Linked DNA regions of Homo sapiens: all the other regions are linked to region 3. Evidence: chromatin contacts called from ENCODE Hi-C or POLR2A ChIA-PET data. All regions are on one chromosome and are shown on one strand. Each heading gives the region's core, a stretch centred on a gene start or an enhancer-like site at or near the end of the contact. The rest is flanking DNA. Distances are from core to core; before and after follow the strand shown. Region 1 overlaps LOC105373175 (a long non-coding RNA gene). Region 2 holds the start of MED14OS (MED14 opposite strand). Region 3 has its middle 74 kb from the start of BCOR. Region 4 holds the start of LINC01281 (long intergenic non-protein coding RNA 1281). Region 5 has its middle 58 kb from the start of LINC01283.

Region 1 (3,710 bases), core at 379-2,878, 980 kb before region 3:
TATCCGCCCAGCTTCTGGATCAGCGCCCCACTTTCTGACTCCTGGGCCAAGCACCTGCCCCTGGCCAGCCTTCTCTGGAAGATTTCCTTCCCTACCTGCTCGCGACAAGATGCTGAGAGGGGGAGGGATGGCAGGAAGTGAAATGCACTGGCTCTGAGCTTACGGCTTTTGCCCAATTTAAATCTGGTTCCCATCCCAGTGTTCAGAGCACGTTGCTGTTTGATTCTTGCCATCACGTCTTAGAAGACTTTGCCCAAGGTGGGGGTGGGGATAGTTCTAAAGCCAGACAGGCAGGAGGCAGGAGGGTTTATGCAGGCAGATACCACAGGCTTCCAAGCTAAGTGCCTTAGCAGGGAGAGCTCCCGGCTGCTGCTGACATTTCTCAGACAGGAGATCAATAAGTGGGCAGAGCTTGAAAAGCAAATCATGCTTCGACCTGCCCTGGGGAACCCTCAGCAACTGTCTTGGTAGAGAAGGTGTCCCAGAGGAGGCCAGGAAAGACAGGGGGACGCAGAGAGCCTTGATATTCTGAGATGGGGGCAGGGAAATCGAGACTGCCCAAGGAGATGAAAGGGGCAGATGCTGCCATCCTCCCTACTCCCATCCTCCCTCCACAGTTCTTGCTGAGTGTGTTAAGACCCCTGACTTCTGCCTCCTAGGTAAAACCAGACATTTGGAGGTGGATCTGCAGCTGATGTAGCATTTACAGTCCAAATGAGCTTGGCTTGAGCATGGAAAGCTGCTCCAGCTGAGAGACCCTCTATCTGTGGTTGAGCCCCTCCTACTCTCTGTCCAACCAGCACCCAGGAGGAGTTTAAATATTTCTCCACACTCCAATCACATGGTCAAGAAAATTTTCTAAAGCAGATAGTCATGCACTCACACACACAAAGTGGACCCCACAGAACTGGAAGTAGGTACAAAACTTGGTTCTGATCTGGTAAACCTGGTCCACTGCAATAATTTAAACTCTCTTTTGGAAATTCAGTCTCCTTGACTTTAAATTGTCCCTGTCTTAGTACGTTTCGTGTTGCTATAAAGGAATACCTACCACTGGGTAATTTATAAAGACAAAAAGTTTTTATTTGGCTCACAATTCCGATGTCTGGAAAAGTTCAAGATCAGGTATCTGGTGAGAGCCTCAAGCTGCCTCCACTCATGGTGGAAGGCAAAGGGGAGCTGATGGGTTCAGAGATCACATGGTGAAACAGAAAGCAAGAGAGTGAGGAAGGAGACGCTGAGCTCTTTTAACAAACAGCTCTCAAGGGAATTAATAGTTAGAACTCACTCACTCTTTCCAGAATGGCACCAAGCCATTCACGAGGGATCCACCCCCATCCAACACCTCCCATTAGGCGCCACCTCCAACACTGAGGATCAAGTTTCAGCATGAGGTTTGAAGGGGACAAATATTCAAACCAGAGCAGTCTCTCTCTCCAGTTTGCTTTCCTTTACTTGATCCTCTCCAAGATGGTACCTGGATATGGGGTGGGAACATGCTACATCCTTCTGGTGGTGGAGGAAGGGGATCTATCAGTGTTATCATTCCAATTCCTGGGCGCTTCATGTCTCCACCACAACAGATGTCCCACAACGCTGACAACTGCTGAAGTCTGTGGTTAGTGAACCTGTGGTTTCCTCTTTGCTGACTCAGTCCGTACTCAGCCCTTGCTGCTATTGAATGTCCCCTGAGACATGGTCATGACCTCTATTCAATCTCCCATTCAGGTGGCCCAATCCACTCACTTGACTCTAGAATTTTTTCCTTTTTTGAGCTCTTCTGCCTGTGTCTTGCCAACATCTCTGTTCCCCTAGGGGCCTTTGAGCATTTCTGGCATCTTTTGTGTGCCAAATGGAGCCCAGGATAGCTCAGGAATGCTAACTCGACTTGCTCTCTGCCTCACCAGTAGCTACTTGAGGTTACTGCGGGTACACAGCGCTAGGCTGGCTCCTCCTGGAGTCCCAGACAGAGAGTAAAATGACTGCACTTCTGCCATTGGCTTTTCCTTCACTCCAATTAGACAACTCCCCTCTCTGAAACTTTCATCCAGACAGAGCTAGAAGGAGCAGGATTTTCTGGTCTAGTTGAAGCTTCACTCATGCCATATATACTGTCTTCCTGATCCAAGCTTCCTCATGGTTTAGCCTTCATGGCAGAGGCTGGATGGAGAAAGAAATGGTTTCTCTTCTCAGTTTGGGTTCTTTTGAAAGCAAAGCATGACACAAAGTCCTGGGTGAAGGTAGCTTATTTCAAAGGTAATCCCAGTGAAGAAGTAAAGTGAATGAATGGAGAAAAAAGAAGGGATTAAGACACAGTAGGAACAAATATCAATATAATGGAGGGCAACAGGGACTGATTTCCCAGGAAAGCATATAGAATGCCTTGTAGAATTGTCCACTGGAAGGGCAGGAGGTTGGGGCATTTATTCACTAGCCACTGTCTGACCCTGGTGAGGATTGTCCCTGAGGATGTTAACTTTCTCCCATTTCTGAGCTACACAAGCACATGACCTGGGCAAACTTTCACATAAGTAATGAAGGTTCAGGGGCAGAAAGAAGACAGACGCTTGGCTTAAGGTAAGTCTGCCCATTGCAGCTGAGGCTGAAACTGGAGGTGGGCCAAGGGGGTGATGAAGGTCTCTAGAAGTGTCTGATATACTTCCCCAAAGGAAATTTAAATGAGGAGGAATTATTTAGACCATATTACTGTATGCCTTAAATATTTGGTCTAATCTCCTTGTTTTAATGGGAGAAAACTGAGGCTCTACAAAGTCCTGATTCACCCAACATCAAAATAGTCAAACCCTGAGCCATATCTACAACTTGAGTGCTGGAGATTCAGGTCAGAGCTCTTTTTACTGTATCATACAAATCCATTCAGCCAACAATAGAATCTTTATTAACTATCCATGATGTTCATAGGATTGTGAAGTATAACGATAGTTCCTGCTTTCAGGGAAGTTGTAATCTAGATGACAGAAGTTTGTTCCCCAGTCATTATATGTACTTCTTAGAAAGGTATTGGCTTAGGTATCCTCTATTCGATCAGCTAGTACTCCAGAAACATAAGGAAGAGACCAAAGGGCACCCAAAATACAGAGTGCTTATGAGAAATATGCACTCAGAAAGTTATAACTGGATATTAATCTGAGCTAGGAAGGTGTAGCAGGCAGTCTCTAAGAGTCTTGTTCCCAAGATCCCTGCCTCGTAGTATTCATCCCTGCCCTTGTGAAATAGTCTCCTCTTTGAGTATAGGCTGGACCTAGTGACTCACTTGTAATGGATAGATTATGGCAGAAGTGATGAGATGTCTCTTGCAAGATTAGGTTATAAAAAGACCATGGCTTCGGTTCTGGGTGCTTTCTCTCATACTCTGTTGTGTTGTTGGCTCTGGAGGTGGCCAGCTACCATGTCATGAGACAACCCACTAAAGAGGTCCATGTGAGTGAACTTGAAAACACATCCTCTGTGGAGAAATAGGAACACTTTTACACTGTTGGTGGGACTGTAAACTAGTTCAACCCTTGTGGAAGTCAGTGTGGCGATTCCTCAGGGATCTAGAACTAGAAATACCATTTGACCCAGCCATCCCATTACTGGGTATATACCCAGAGGACTATAAATCATGCTGCTATAAAGACACATGCACACGTATGTTTATTGCGGCACTATTCACTATAGCAAAGACTTGGAACCAACCCAAATGTCCA
Region 2 (3,527 bases), core at 166-2,665, 560 kb after region 3:
AGTACAATACATCAAAACTGAGAATGACGTTTTACAGGAGTTAAGTAGAGCCTACTCTTTCAGTCATCTGCAAACAAGTATCTGTTATCAGTCTCTAAAAACAAATTACTGTGACGCTTTAGAGCCTAATATCTGCATACTAATGTATCTCAATTGATAACCCTGATCTGAAGTCTTGCAATAGATAAAAAATAAAATTCTGATTAACTTTTTCTGAACCTGGGTTATAAGATGTACAACAGAGTCCCAAAATGTTACGGTGCCTTTTCTTCACACACTGAAATTCGTTAGTATATTCTGATCCTATTCTGAAGGGATTAACAACTTAATCATGCCCCAAGGCATTTCATGGGTAACTAGGTGATTTATAAACCCCCTTCATACTCCAAGAAATAACAGACTACTTACAAAAAAATTTTACTCACACTAACTTCATTAAGACCTCAAACACTCAAAAGTTCCAGAAAAAAAGTACTTTGAATTCAAATTTGTATTTTATACACAACGTATGTAGCTCCTGCATTAACTTAGAAGCAATAACAGCTTACATTTAAAACGTATCGTCAAGAGGCTGTAATACAAATTTCCCATCTATAGAGTTTTTTCTAAAAGCTCGAATATTATGTATTCCAGCCAAGAAATCAAGAGAGTTCTGTTGGGAACTCGGACAAAAATTTCACACAATTTTCAGTGGAAGTGTAACAACACGCAAAATTAACAAGTCTCTGTTGCATCGTTGCCAGGAAGACCCCAGATACAAAGCTTCTTCTCCACCTCTGCTGAACCCCAGGAGTTCAAAAATTCTAGACTAAGCAGTCCAGCGGAGAACACAGCAGCCTCTCGGGGAGAGGGAGGTGCAAACGTCTCAGCCGGTTGGGCGGGAAGGGGGGCTGGGGAACAGGCAGGGGTTTCGGGGCACTTACAGGTCCGTCAACACCATAAGCTCCGAGTAGGCCCGGTGCAGCAGAAATTCAATGAGGGTGCTCAGCCGGTAGCCCGGGCTAGCCGCAGCTGCAGCGGCCGCCGCCACGGCGGCTCCCGGGGGAGGAGGGGCTGGGGCTGACGGGGGTCCGCCGCTGCCCCCGCCGCCGCCTCCGGGCGGGACCAGCTGGTGGTTCTCCAGCTGCACTGGGGCCATGGCGGCGCAGGACCGGGCTTGGCGCAACGGCACACGATGCGGTCCTCGAGCCTCCCGGGCGCTCGGTCACCGCGCCGAAACGGGAGCGGGCAGAGTCGCCACCGCCTACCGCCGGGCCGCCTCAGAACAGGAAGCCGTGCGCCGACCGCGGAAGCCCGCCCCCATGTAGCGAGAAGTCCGCCGACCCCAGGGACAGGAGCGAGGGGCGGGGGGAGGCGGGGATGGGGGGGAAGCAGGGCGGCCCCGCAGAGGGGAAGCTGCGCCTCCGCAAACGCTCAGAAGCAGCTTCGCCAGACAGCCGCAACGTACATGTTGACTGCCCGAGGCGGAAGTCGATCGGCAGAGCGGAAGGGGGACCTGCAGAGGACCTTCCGACAGGTCTGTGTCTGTTCTCTCAGCTGTCTAGCACCGCAGCGCTGGGGGGCGCGTGGGAGTGAGGCGGTACCTGTGAGCGCGCGGGAGAGCGGAAAAGGGAGCCGCGCGCCGCCGGAAACCAGGGTGAGGGCTGAGCCGGAGTCGTCACCGGGAACGTCAGCAGTTGCCCCGCCCTTACCCTCGCCGCTCTCCCTCCCGCCTCCGCCCCCTGGCGTTGTAAAGGCGACAATTTGCCCAGAGAAATCCACCATCGCTTCCTAAGTGGGGCACAAACACAGCCAGGGGAGGCCTCCTCTAAATGTTCGTGAATTCTGGTTCTGGAATCGCGAAGAAATGGGAGCGGCCGCGCGCTTGTGATTCTCAGGCCTTTGCTCCTCCCATACACGTCCACGGCGCGTTACGTGGGAGAACGTTTTCGCCCCTTTTTTTTTTTTTCCAAACTGTGGGAAAAGGTGCTAGAAAATATGATTGCGGGTAGAGACAGGGCCGCTGGCAGAGTAACTCAATTTTAATAGAGTCGGGTGTATGCTGAGGTCGTCACCATCCCCCAAATCCTGTCAGTCCCACACAAAAACGGCCCTTAAATCCCCTGCCACGGGCTCTCATATAGTTTTTGTCCTTGCTCTTGCAGTCACCGCTCTATTCTGAAGGGCTTTTCAGTTCATCCATGCCTACCGACACTCCCGTCCCCCCCATCAAAGTCCACGTTTAATTTTTTGTACCTGCTTTAAAACAGCGATTCTCAACCTTGGCTGCACTTTGCAATTATCTGAGGAGCTGTTTTTTAAAAAAATACTTAGATATATGGGTTCCACCCCTGTAGATTCAGATTTAATTGGTCTGGCTTGAGGTCTGGGCTTGGGGAATTTTTGAACTTTCCTAAGGTGATTCTAACATGCCCTAACGTAGAGATTCACTATTAGAAGCATTCGTTGCTGCGACCCCTTTCAAACATCTTTTTGCAGTTTCATCTCCTCTTGGTGTAAGAGATGTTCATGATGTTCCCTAAGGTTAGAATATTCTTACTGTCATCACTTGGGTAATTCTTTATCATTGTTGAAAGCGGTTCATCTGCTTCTGAAGGTGTAAGCTCACTTGTTCCCTCCCTTGGTGGTCCTAAAGCACATTGAAACAGAATATCATTGTGCTAGTTATTAAAATGCATTGGGATTATTTATACCCCTTACAGATACAGTTGCTGGAAGGCAGCTACCTTATTTTTAAATATTATTTTTATTTTTAATTGATAGTATATACTTATGGCATACAATGTGATGTTTTGAAACATGTAACCATTGTGGAATGAGCAAATCAGGCTATTAACATCTATCAAATGATATACATACTTACTTCTTTTGGTGAGAACATTTAAAATCCACTTTTAGCAACTTTGGAAGATACAAAAGGTTATTGCTAATTGTAGTCACATTGCTGTGCAATAGATCACCAGAACTTATTCCGCCTATCTAACTGAAACTTTGTACCCTTTGACTAATATTTCCCCTTTCTCCACCCACTGTCCTACCCGGCCTCTGGTGGTAACCACCATTCTACTCTTTACTTTTTTTTTTTTTTTTTTTTTTTGAGACAGAGTCTCGCTCTGTCGCCCAGGCTGGAATGCAGTGACGCGATCTTGGCTCACTACAACCTCGCGTCCCAAGTTCAAGCGATTCTCCTGCCTCAGCCTCCTGAGTAGCTGGGATTACAGGCACGTGCCACCACGCCCAGCTAATTTTTTTTAAATTTTTATATTTTTAGTAGAGATGGGGTTTCGCCATGTTGGCCAGGCTGGTCTCAAACTCCTGACCTCAGGTGATCCACCCACCTTGGCCTCCCAAAGTGCTGGGATTACAGGCATGAGCCACCATGCCCGGCCTGAATTTCATTCTTTTTTAAGGCTGAATAGTATTCTGTTGTATATTTATACCACATTTTTTAATTCATTCATTGGTTGATGGACACTTTGATTCCGCATCTTAGCTATTATGAATAATGGTGCAATGAACATGGGAGT
Region 3 (3,584 bases), core at 608-3,107:
TACCAACGGGCATCTCTTCTGCAGACTAACAGAAGGGGATATAGCCAGGAAGCTACTATAAATTTATATTCTTCTTCCGGTTTTGTTTTGGTTTTGGTTTTTTTTTTTTTGAGACGGAGTTTCGCTCTTTTGCCCAGGCTGGAGTGAAGTGGCACGATCTCGGCTCACTGCAACCTCTGCCTACCGGGTTCAAGCAATTCTGCCTCAGCCTCCCCAGTAGCTGGGATTACAGGCGCCCGCCACCTTGCCCGGCTAATTTTTTGTATTTTTACTAGAGACGGGGTTTCGCCATGTTGGCCAGGCTGGTCTCGAACTCCTGACCTCACGTGATCCACCCATCTCGCCTCCCAAAGTGCTAGGATTACAAGCGTGAGCCACCGCGCCCAGCCTTCTTAAAATGTGATTTGACCCAATTTAAAGCCTCCCTTTCTTCCCCATTAACCTCCAGTTTTTGACAGATTTTCTTAGAACATTCCAAAGATTCTCTCATTACTTCAGAAACTTATCTCGAAATGATGTAAAAGGAGGTTCAAAATATTAGGTTGCTTTTGGGTTCCCTTTATCTCGAACATTGTTGCGTAGATTTGAGAAAGGGCTGATTTCTACTTTGTTTTCTAATCAGCAAGTCACTGGTTTTTCTACCTAAGAGAGACTGAACATTAACCACAGTGAAGCAGAAGGGTTGAGCCGCATTTACAAAGTGCCTTCACATTTTGGTCCTCAGAAACCCATCCGAGGGGGACAGAGTAGGTGTTACTGTTCTGATTTTACACATGAAGAGACTGGCCACTCGCCCCCACAAATTTCTGGAAGCTAGTCTTCCTCACTGAACTGGAGCCAGAAGCCATGTGAAGCCAGCCTGCTCCTGCCTACACCCTCCTTCCTCCAGGTCAATGTCATTTAGAATATATTGCATCCTTTTCTTGGATCTGTCTGCTAGGACCCGGGCCACCCTCCTGCTGGAGGCAACCCCGACAGCCCATATTTTAAGCAGCTCTTTTCACAGCCTGCAAACCTCACGGATTGTCTCTTACAACTGTCTGTTTACTCACTTCCCTCCACCCAGTCAATTCCGACTCCAGGCCCGGGAGGACAATTTTAAAGTGTTTCTGCAGACAGACCCTCTGGCCGCGCCGGAAGTGTTTTATGGACCTGTGAGCCGAGTTAATCCCAGGAGGCGCGGCTGGATTAGTCCCGGGTATGGGTGGGGGATTCATGTGTTTAGGTTTAATCCCCATGGGGGGGGGGCGTAAGGAGAATGGGGGTCGGGTGGCTTCAGCAATGTGTGCCCCCTCCCCATTAAACTCCGAGATTTGCGCTAGAGCGGATGGAAACCGAGGCACGCAGCCCTCGACCCCGGCCAGGCGTGGAGTAGGGGAGCAGGGGGTGCCCCGCGTGGGCGCACCCTAAGAAACCAGTGCGGACATGGCGAGCGAGACCAGAGCGCAGTTGTGTGTGGTTTTTCCCCAGGTTTTTATTCTTCCAGCCCTGTGGAAAGGAGGAGAGCCGCAACCCGGAGAGGGAGCCGGAAAGAAACACTTAATCACCGGCGTCTCGCTGCTCGTCACGCGAAGATGGCAGCGGCTCCCCTGGGTTTCAAGGTTCCGGGAAAGGCGTGTGTTCTGCCTTAAGGCGCGCGGGCTGATGCGCTCTCTCCCTCGGCTCGGCGGCCGGCTCCGGCTCACAGAGCCTCTCTCAACGCCGGCAAGTGCAGCCGGGCCGCCCAGCCCCCAGGCCAGCCTGGCCCCCTCTGGGCCTGGGGTTGGCGAGGGCAGCTGGGCGTCTGCGCTGCCCAGCCCAGCCGCGGATCCATGGGGTTTCGCGAGCTGAAAGTAAAGGCTTGAGGGAGTGGGGACACCCACACCGACCCGCGGCACGCAGGGGAGTCAAGCTGCGGCCAATGCAAGACGAGCAGGGTAGACTACTACTAGCGGTGGCCGGAGGCTCAGCCACCTTCGCGGGAGAGGGGATTTACCGCCACCCTCATCCACGCGCAGGCCCCACCGCCCGGTCCTCTCCTCTGATCCCCGGGCCATTGCGAAACACGGAGCGAACAGGTCCTCGCCAGCAGCCGTCATTTCCCGGGAAGATGGGAACCCACAAGCCTGACTGTGCTTCCTAAGGATACTAGCGTGCGCGCAGACCTTGGGGGGAAAGAGGGCAGCGCGGTCTCCCCGACCCGGACTCTTCCCTGGCGCAGCACACAACCGCCACGGGCTTCCGAAGCGCCCGAGCGGGGAGGAGGAAGGAAAAGCGGAGGCCCGGGAGGCGGGCTGCGCGCTTGGAAGCCGTGTGTGTTTATGTGTCTGCGCGCGCGCCCTGGCCGGACGGGTGTTGAGGGGAGAGTGATCGTGAGCAACCCGGAACCAGCAGTCCCAACCTGGACTGACGAACTGGGCTCTCCAGTCCTGGGCCGTGGGGCTCCATGCCTCGGGCTGGCGGGACAAGCGGCGGGGAGCCCGGAGCTTCGGAGCCGCCGCCGGGCATCTAGCCAGCTCCGCGGGAGAAGCCCGGGGGCGCGTCGGGAGCCAGGGGACTGGTGTGAACTAGCCGCCCCCGCAGGCGGACGTTTAGCTCCGGCACCCGGGAGCACTGACACTGGGCGATAAGGAGTTCCTCGGCAATCGGCTGTCCCCAGTCCCCAGTCACCTCCGGCGGACGTGACCGCCGGATGCTATGCAGCTAGGTGGGCCAGGGGGGCCTTTGCATTGCCTTCCCTGACCCCTTCCTTGCCGCGGAGGAGCCACAGTAAGATGCCTCTGTACGACTCTCCAGAACTTTCTTTTGCAAAATAAAGGCCAAATGTTGGGCCTTCTAGTCTCTTCATATTTTCCTTTGGAAGGTTGGGGTCCAGGCAGTCCTCTCGAAACAACCCCCAAACAGATCACTTTCATTACAAAACGCTAGAGAGGCAACACAGCCCTATTTCTCTCTCTGGTCAATCCAGGCCCTATCTCTCCCTCTGGTCAATCCAGGCCCTATTATCCCAAGCTGTGCGGCTTTGGGCAAACCGCTTAACAGTTCGAAACCTCGGAGTCCTCATCTGTAAAATAAGACCAATACTATTATCTACCTCGTAGGGTTGTTCTGAGGATAACATGCCTCCATACATAAGGTGCTTAGAACGCTGCCTCCAGTACAATGCTACGTGTGTTTGTTACTATGATCTGGCACTCCCTTTGGATGGGTAGGGAGTACAAAGTTCCGGGTTAAAGTTCCTGGAAGTTTACATGGAGCCAGTGGTCTTGGCAGGGTGGAAAGGGCACTATTGTATGGCCACTGAAAAGTGAAGGCCAAATGCCCTCAAACTGTCTAGGTCTCCACTAGACCGTCCCATAAAGGCTTGTGTGTGTGTGGTGGTGGATAGGAGGGAGAGTCCTTTTTAATGGTGCTCATTTAGACTGGATTAATAGCAAGTTCCGTCAGGGCTCAGGCACCATTACCCACTCTCTCCCTGCAGCCCTGGGGAAGAGCGCTGGTTTCCAGGACCTCCAGCCTACTCTTCCAGGACACCTTTTTTGATGGCTGAAGGCCACCTCTTTAAATCAGTTCTCGGAGGAGTTGGCCAAAAGCCATGTCCTCTG
Region 4 (3,777 bases), core at 57-2,556, 840 kb before region 3:
AGTCTATGCACTAATTCCCAAATTGGACATGCAATACAAGAATCCTGAAATTGTAAATTCAGAGCTCCATTTGGAGTTACCTAACTTGGTTGTGAGACTAATTTCAAAACAAAGTTAATTCTGATTTTTCTAAATCATATTTTCTAAAAATGTACACTGCTTTTTAAGATGTCCTGATTCTTTCTAGGAGAAATTATCCTTAGGCTAAAAATCAAAGGCCCTGTCTTTATGCCCTGAGCCCCATGCTGTGGGTTCTTGCTAGGAGACATACTCTGGGGACCACTCCTGGGCCAATAGTTAGAAGTGGTTGGGAAGCAGGTCAAATAGTTAATAGGCCAGACAATGGCCCAGATTGCTAGTGACTCCCAGACAGCCAAAGATAGAAAAATTTTCAAATAAAAAAATTACATAAGTAGTTGGGATTTTGAGAGATATTATAATGAAATAGAATTCAAATAAATGAATAAATATATATTATGGACCTAGTGTACTGGCTTTGGACTGACACTTTCACATGCCACTGTGTTTAGTCCTTACTGCAGCAGATAACTTTTGTATCAGTTGGATAACCTTTAACTGCAAATAACAAAAAATCTCAGTGCAACTGATTCAAACAAAGGATTTACTCCCTCATGTAATAAGGAGGTCTAAAATGTGGATGCTCTAGGATTGGTTAATTCAGTGATTCACCTCAGTCATCTAGGTCTTATGCTCTTTCTATCTTTCCCTCTGCATTCTTGGTATATTATTTTGTCCTTGGCAAAATCGCCTCATGGTCGCAAGACGGCTGCTGGAGTTCTGGAATTCATTTGCAGATATTATAAGGTGTAATAGAAAAAGTAGAGTTTTTATCTCAATACATCTCTCTTTATCATCCAAATCTTTCCCAGAAGGCTTCCAAAGCCTTCCCCTCCCAGAGCACTGGCCAGAATTAAATTACACACCCATGAGTAACCAATCACTACCAAAGGGAGTGGGACCATCATACTTAACTTAGGCGAATCATTTCTTGTAAATTTGAGAATTAGGGCATAGACTCCAGTTCTCTGGCTCGTGAGGCCAAGACTACAGCCTGCTTCCTTTGAAGCATGTGGCCTCACTGAACAAGGAGGATTCCTGAATGACATTGAGGTTTTGTAAAAAAGGATAAAGAAGGTAAAAAGTTACCGGGTAGGCAACAGGGTCCACTGCATCCCATTTGAAACGTGGGGAAAACGAAGCTCAGAGAGGTTGTGACGTGCATTTAATAAATGCTACAGCTGCAATCCAAATCCAGAGTCTTTTTCTGTCAATACCATGGCTGCCTTAAGTATCTCCAACTGCTGTTGCTTTTATGTTACTGGAACAGTTGGGTGCGTGGGCACAACTGATGTTTTCCACTGAGCTCCCTTCTCTATTTCCTGTCTAGACGATTGTGAAAGGGCTGCTTGTGTGAATTTAATTCACTCATAGGCATTACCCACCTGCCACGGGCTACAAACCTCATTCCTCCCTCCTTCTCCAGCAATATTGTCAAGAGGCCACACTTTCCCTAGCTTGGAGATCTGCCCAGAGGAGCATCTCTGGACCTAGGCGGGAGGAGTGAAAAGCCAGGGAAAGGACTATGGCTCCTTGGCCAGCACTATTTTTGCTGCAGGTGCCTGAGCTTGTCCCACACTCTGTCTCCACCATGCTTAGATTCTGGCTTCCCAGTGCTCAGTTCCTCCAGCTTGGGTTGTATATTGCCTGTCATCCAGCTCCCTGCCCCTCTGGCCCCTGCAAAATATATGCTCCTCTTTCCTTATGATGATGTCTTCAGTATCTCTGCATTTCTGGAGCCTTCCCTGTCTCTTTGACATAGACCAGGGTGCTCCTCTTTTCAGTTTCCTTTGCCTTTAGAACATTCCTCCCCTCCCACTTAGGGTATTGTCTTATATCAGGTTGTCATATATTAGTTTGTTTCCACATTATATTGTATTTCCTGGGGATGAATCTACATCTCTTCATCTTGGCTCAGTCGGCCCCAGTGAAGATCAAAATATCTTTAGCATAGTGGCAACCATCTTCCTTGCAAGGTCTATACACATAAGTTTTTACACAGTTTTTGTGAGACTTTTAATAAGTTTTTGTTTATTAGCTAATGAAGGAAGAAGGAGATTTATTCATGTTTGTTTGCTTTGTTTATGTGTTTGGTTTGTTTGCTTGTTTGTTCATTTTTAATGCTAAAACAGTAGGAGAAGAGAGAGAAGAGAGATAAGAGAGTAGAGAAGGGGCACCATGGCAGAGGCCACTGGTCACCTGCTTAAATACCCTAAATATTTTCCCCTTCTTTCTTATTAATGGAACCTTCATTTTGTTCATGGTGGCCCAACTAGAAGTCTATATTTTGCAGCTACCTTCAGCTAAAGGTAGCTACATGCTACAGCTCTGGCCACTGAAATATAAGTAGAAGTTAGTATATGGGCTTTCAAGAAAGCTTGCATGGTAGAATCTTTTGTGCACGACCCAGATCTCTCTTGTTGATCCGAAAAGGTCTCCGTGATAAATCTCCCACATGCTAATGTCCATCTAAGAGTCTGAATTCTGGGCAGCCCAGCCCATGACAGCTCCTTAAAAAGGGAGACTCAGCCAATTGATATTTTTTGATCTTTGACCTTCTTTTTCCTACCTTGTACAAAACATTATAAAGAGGGCAGAGAGCCATCTTGTGACCGTGAAACAACAAGCATAAAGTTGAAAGCCACCCATTCAGGACAGCCAAATGAAAGCATGAAGAATCCCCCTGTCTTGGTGGCATTGTAGAACCATGGTACAGTCCTAGACTGACTGACTACCCCTGAATTTCGCGGTCTGTGAAAAATAGAAGCAAATCACAATTTGACTAAGCCACTGTTATATGCAATAAAACCTATTTCTACCTGAAACAGCTACCAATAGCACCTGAAGGACAGTTTTGAGCCCTTGTTAAAGAGAGAGTCACTCGCTTAGTAGTCAACAAACAGTCAATATGTCTCTTCTATTATCTTCAGCTCTGTGCCAAGCATTGGGGAAATAGCATTAAACAAGACAGGCAAGGTCCCTGCTCTCATAGAGTTTACATTTGCATAAAGAGAGACAGAGAAATATGTAAACAAAATGAATAGACAAGGTAATTGCAGAAAGTGATACAGGCTATGAAGGAAATAATCACTGTTTTTTGCTAATGTATAACTTGGGTGGGGGTAAGGGTCTGCTTTTAAAAAGGTGGTCAGAGAAAGGCTATCTGAGAAAGCAAAGGCGACATGATCTTTAAAGACTGAGTAGAAGGGAGAGGTGTGAAGATAGGGGAAGAGAACAGAAAGGCACTGGGGAGGGTGGACCAGTGTCTGAAGAACAGATAGGAGCAAGGTGTGCCTCAGTCTTGGTGAGCACAAGGAAGTACACAGGCGTAGATCACATAGGGCATTGCAGAGCAAGGCAGTGTGCTCAAATTCCAGTACTATTATAATGGTGCACCGCTGAAGCAACAGCCTGCGGGATGTTCCATTTTGGCTGCTGTGAAGAATCGGCTATAGTGGTGGCAAGAGTAGCAGTGGAGAGGCCATTTAGGAAAACAGGTGAGGGAGGATGGAGGTTTGGAATAAGACTGTAGCAGTGGAAATGGAAAGAAGTAGATGGATTTGAGATTTTGGAGGTAAGTCCAAAAGGACTTACTTCTGGACTGGATGTAGGGAATGGGGCAAAAGATTAAAAAATGATTTCTAGATTTTTGGCTTTAGCATCTGGAAGAAAGTGAGGCCATTTACCAAGATGACAAAA
Region 5 (3,603 bases), core at 811-3,310, 680 kb before region 3:
GGATTTCAGTGCATTAGACAAGGGGAACAGGCAGCTTTGCCTCATGGGCGTAGCCCCACAGAACTGGAATGACTGGAACCAAAACCACAAATCTTCTTCCCCCTTTAGTTCTCAAAGGGCCACCATCTCCACCCCCAAGCCCACCTCAACCCTCCAGCCCCTTGGTACAGCCCTGCCATCTGGACCATGACTGTCTTGAAGGTGTCACTCTTGGAAAAAGTCAACAATCTCACATCTAAGGGCACTATTCCCACTAAAGATCTAGGGGAGCAGGTACAAACCAAGGGTCCCACAGTCTGTGTCTGGCCTCTCCAGCACGGTTTAAAAAAATGCAAATTGGTAGCCAATGTTTAAAAATAGAAAGATTTTATACTAAACATTTTGTCCATTTCTTCTTCAAAATTAGAAAATCTGTCCTCACCTACTAAAGCCGAGAAGCGGATGGCTCCCTTTTGGGTCTGGACATCCCCACTTAGCTTTCCACAACCCCAGTGCTCCCTATAACTCACTTCCAGTGAGGCCAGCTATCAGTTGCCATAAATCATTTTTTTTCATTTTGTGGGTCTGGTATGGTGCTATTAAGAGGAGAATGAAATATTTCCTATACCCATGTCTCTATCAAAGGTGCAGAAAAGAAAGGGCTGTGTCTTTAAAGGAAAATGGTAGTGAACATATATCTTGGTGGAATTGGAGACTCTTCTTATGTCATTACTATGCAAAGCATTTCCCCACAGAACACAACAAAGCCAAGGATGCCATTCTGGAATGAAAAAAGAAGGAAAAACCAGCCTGCTCATTCCCTTACATCCCTGTCCCATCCCTGTAGGAGGCTGACTTTGCAACTCATGCCGAAAAGACTAAAGGTTCTCGAATTTTCTCTTTCCAAGCTTCCCGACAACATGGCCCTAACCAGGGTTCTCTCTGATCTCTCTCCAGTCTCCCCCGAATTCAACGGGACTTTTCAGAGGAAACGTGATAAAGTTTGCAAAGTGCCACTTCCGCTTTTGAACAGCTTTTATGGTCTCTGCTGCCTACATAAAGCCCCGCCCCCTTATCCACCAACTCCTCCCTCCCATGCAGCCTCATTCTCCACTCCCCACCCCCAGTTAACTCCTCGACCCACCCTGCTTAGCCTGGCTCAGCCATATCTAACTGAGCAGACGCTACTGACACCAACAGAGTGTTTACCTCTTTGTGCCTTTGAGCTAGCTTTTCCTTCCATCTCAAATGCCTTTCTTTATGAAATTGAGGTCTTGCTGGCCTCATTATCTCACCCAGCTCAGGAGCTTGAGGATGTCATGGCAGACTCCCAGAAGTCAAATTTTCATGCAGGCCTCTAGATTCCTGGAAAGATGACTTCAAAACCTTAGAGTGTTTAATCGTGCCATCTTAGGGGATTTACTGTGCTTCTCTAATAATAGATGATGGCCGGAACTTGGCCTAGCCTCTGGGAGCAGAGCAAAGACTCCCAGGAGGCAGGGTTCTCCCCTCACCCACATAAGAAGGGTAGCTGAAGAGGGAGAGTTCTGGCAAATCCTGTGTTTGAACCTAGCACTGGGGATGTCAGTTCTGGACACCAGTCCCCAGAAAACTCAGTCTAAGTGATACTGTTTGGGAGTCTGAGAGTTTTGTAATCATTCTGAAATCAAACAACATAATTTCAGTGGTAATTACTTGAGGAGGACAAAATCATTGAACCTCAGAGGCAATAAAACCTCAGTGACCTGGAAACACAAAGACAGCTGTGGGCATCATGACAGCCTGGAGCTTGGGGGTGAGGATGAAGAGTGGACTGGGGCAAAGATAGCAACTGCAGGAACTTACTGGCAAAGAGAGGAGTCTGAGTGCCCCTGGAATTGTCACCTAAGCTCCTAACACTCCCCTTCCTATCATCTAGCCTCCATCTGCTAACAAACTCCTACTCACCAGCTATGCCCCAGGTGGAATATTTGCTCCTCTGGGAAAGTTGCCCAGATCAGTTTTCCTTTTCCTGTCCTCCAACTTGACGGCTTTCGTAATACCTTTGCTGCCTGAAGCTCAGTACAGTAGGCACCCCATCAAACAGTCCTTCCTCCTCCGTCCCCTTGCCACCACAAATTACCCACAGGCTTCACTTCCCTAATGGTGCACTCATATTTCTTGTTTTCTGTGGCAGCCCTTTGATAAAAAGCCAGTTCTCCCTCTTAGCTATTCTCTGCTTTGGACTAGGTACTTTGGACTTTCTGGAACAAACTTGCTTCAGCCGAGGCACAGACTCAATTCCCCTTTGCTCCATGCTCTGTAGCTGTGTGCCGACTCAGCTACTCCCGCACACAGCCCTGGCTTCCAGAACTGCAGCCTGGGCCCAGTTCCAAGGGCCTTGGTTGCACAGTGTGGGATAGTAGAGATCTCAGCAATCAGGGCCATTCCCACCTGCATGTTCCTGCTGCTCATTCATCCTGCATCTCATTTCTAGTACCTCCTTGTATCTTTGTCTTTCTTGCCAACCTGTGCTTCTCAGAGGCCGAGACTCTGTTTTATCTTTCTATGTCTCTTCAAAACTTCATATGAGGCCTGACATCTAACAAATTATGATAGGTAATATTGTTTGTCCATCATTCTTTACTCCTTGTCCCTGACACTTTTTACTGTGGACAAAGTATATTTCCCCATCCTCTGACTCTGAGCTTGGTCATGGAAATTGCTTTGGCCAGTGGAATGTGGGTGAAACTGATAGTGTGTCAGCTACAAGTTAAAGCTTTAAGCTTCTGCCAGCCCTCTTGAAGCTTCTGTCCTCTGTTATGAAATAAGCATGCTCCAGGTAGCCATTGCTATTTCAGCCAGGGTCTCAGAATAAATCTATGTGGAGCAAGTATGAATCCAAACTGAAGTCTGGATTCAAATCTAGCATGGCTTGAACTGTAGCCAACCTCCACATTTGTGAGTATGAAATAAATGTTTGCAGTCGTAAGTCACTGACATTTGGGAGTTGTTTGTTACACAGCATGATTACAGGAAAAACTAATTAATACACAGTCCCTAAGGAACACTTCTGAGGGATAAACCAGTGGGGAACAAATAAGTGAAAGTAAAACTTACTCTCAAGAGACTAAGCTTAGCTCCAAATATAATTCACAGTAAATCAGTGGTTCTCAAAATGTGTACCCCAGCCCAGCAGCATCCATGTCACCTGGGGATTTTTAAGAAATGCAAATTCTGGGGCCTCTCCCCACACCTACTGAATCAGAAACTCTAGAGGTGGGGCCCAACAACCTGTATTTCTATAAGCGCTAGAGGTGATTCTAATAATCCACCCTTAAGTTTGAGAACCTCTGCAGTTACTGCTGAACTAGAACAGCTTCCTTCAGTCTAGGAATCATTCATTTCCTGAAATGCAGACATTCCAGAATTTTAAATGATAAAGCCCAATTAACCTAATGCCTTGACCATCTCCAATATCATCATCCCATTTAATCAAAGGTGACCTGAGACATTCCATCCAGGTACAGAACTTCCTAGTCCAGTGGCTCTCAACTTCAGCAGCATAATAGAATATCTTAGAAACTTTCAAAAATCCTTATGCTCAGGTCACACCCACACCAATTAAAACAGAATCTCTTGGGA

The links. A loop is a pair of places that touch in the nucleus more often than their neighbours do. ChIA-PET counts read pairs that join two places held with the same protein, here RNA polymerase II (POLR2A). Pooled maps may share reads with other maps.
Region 1: a loop to region 3 is called in a map with no recorded cell type, with 15 times the contacts of the local background. The contact joins two enhancer-like sites. A Hi-C loop is called at or near these places in 4 of 37 single-sample maps with no recorded cell type and 7 of 50 pooled maps. POLR2A ChIA-PET finds 5 or more read pairs at or near these places in 1 of 52 experiments (CD8-positive, alpha-beta memory T cell).
Region 2: a loop to region 3 is called in a map of B cell, with 7 times the contacts of the local background. The contact joins the promoter of MED14OS here to the enhancer-like site in region 3. A Hi-C loop is called at or near these places in 3 of 168 maps with a recorded cell type or tissue (B cell, CD4-positive, alpha-beta memory T cell and naive thymus-derived CD4-positive, alpha-beta T cell), 5 of 37 single-sample maps with no recorded cell type and 10 of 50 pooled maps. POLR2A ChIA-PET finds 5 or more read pairs at or near these places in 1 of 52 experiments (activated B cell).
Region 4: a pooled map shows a loop between it and region 3 (5-fold over the local background). The contact joins the promoter of LINC01281 here to the enhancer-like site in region 3. A Hi-C loop is called at or near these places in 6 of 50 pooled maps. POLR2A ChIA-PET finds 5 or more read pairs at or near these places in 3 of 52 experiments (activated T-cell and activated naive CD4-positive, alpha-beta T cell).
Region 5: a pooled map shows a loop between it and region 3 (5-fold over the local background). The contact joins two enhancer-like sites. A Hi-C loop is called at or near these places in 1 of 37 single-sample maps with no recorded cell type and 6 of 50 pooled maps. POLR2A ChIA-PET finds 5 or more read pairs at or near these places in 1 of 52 experiments (activated B cell).

What each region holds. Positions count from the first base shown.
Region 1 is chrX:39,195,108-39,198,817 of GRCh38, forward strand. All of the region lies in intron 2 of LOC105373175 (a long non-coding RNA gene), which reads right to left. Among named protein-coding and RNA genes, the nearest start is that of LINC01281, 130 kb to the right of the region's middle. Within about 2 kb of position 1,629, at least 4 of the 41 ENCODE cell types and tissues checked have a DNase peak (open chromatin) inside an H3K27ac peak, as active enhancers do.
Region 2 is chrX:40,734,275-40,737,801 of GRCh38, forward strand. It overlaps MED14OS (MED14 opposite strand), which reads left to right and starts at 1,416. Exons shown (of 2, transcript NR_169211.1): 1 at 1,416-1,516. MED14 (mediator complex subunit 14) reads right to left here and starts at 1,268. Exons shown (of 31, transcript NM_004229.4): 1 at 924-1,268. The coding sequence starts at 1,138. RefSeq lists enhancers at 638-1,559, 1,560-2,480 and silencers at 876-1,255, 1,516-1,605.
Region 3 is chrX:40,170,259-40,173,842 of GRCh38, forward strand. It overlaps a transcript of BCOR not described here. Among named protein-coding and RNA genes, the nearest start is that of BCOR, 74 kb to the left of the region's middle. RefSeq lists enhancers at 1-244, 1-26 and silencers at 1,752-1,811, 1,832-1,911. Within about 2 kb of position 1,858, at least 31 of the 41 ENCODE cell types and tissues checked have a DNase peak (open chromatin) inside an H3K27ac peak, as active enhancers do; they include B cell, where a contact is called at or near this core.
Region 4 is chrX:39,326,056-39,329,832 of GRCh38, forward strand. LINC01281 (long intergenic non-protein coding RNA 1281) reads right to left here and starts at 1,307. Exons shown (of 4, transcript NR_038968.1): 1 at 1,168-1,307.
Region 5 is chrX:39,490,676-39,494,278 of GRCh38, forward strand. No RefSeq gene overlaps it. Among named protein-coding and RNA genes, the nearest start is that of LINC01283, 58 kb to the left of the region's middle. Within about 2 kb of position 2,061, at least 4 of the 41 ENCODE cell types and tissues checked have a DNase peak (open chromatin) inside an H3K27ac peak, as active enhancers do.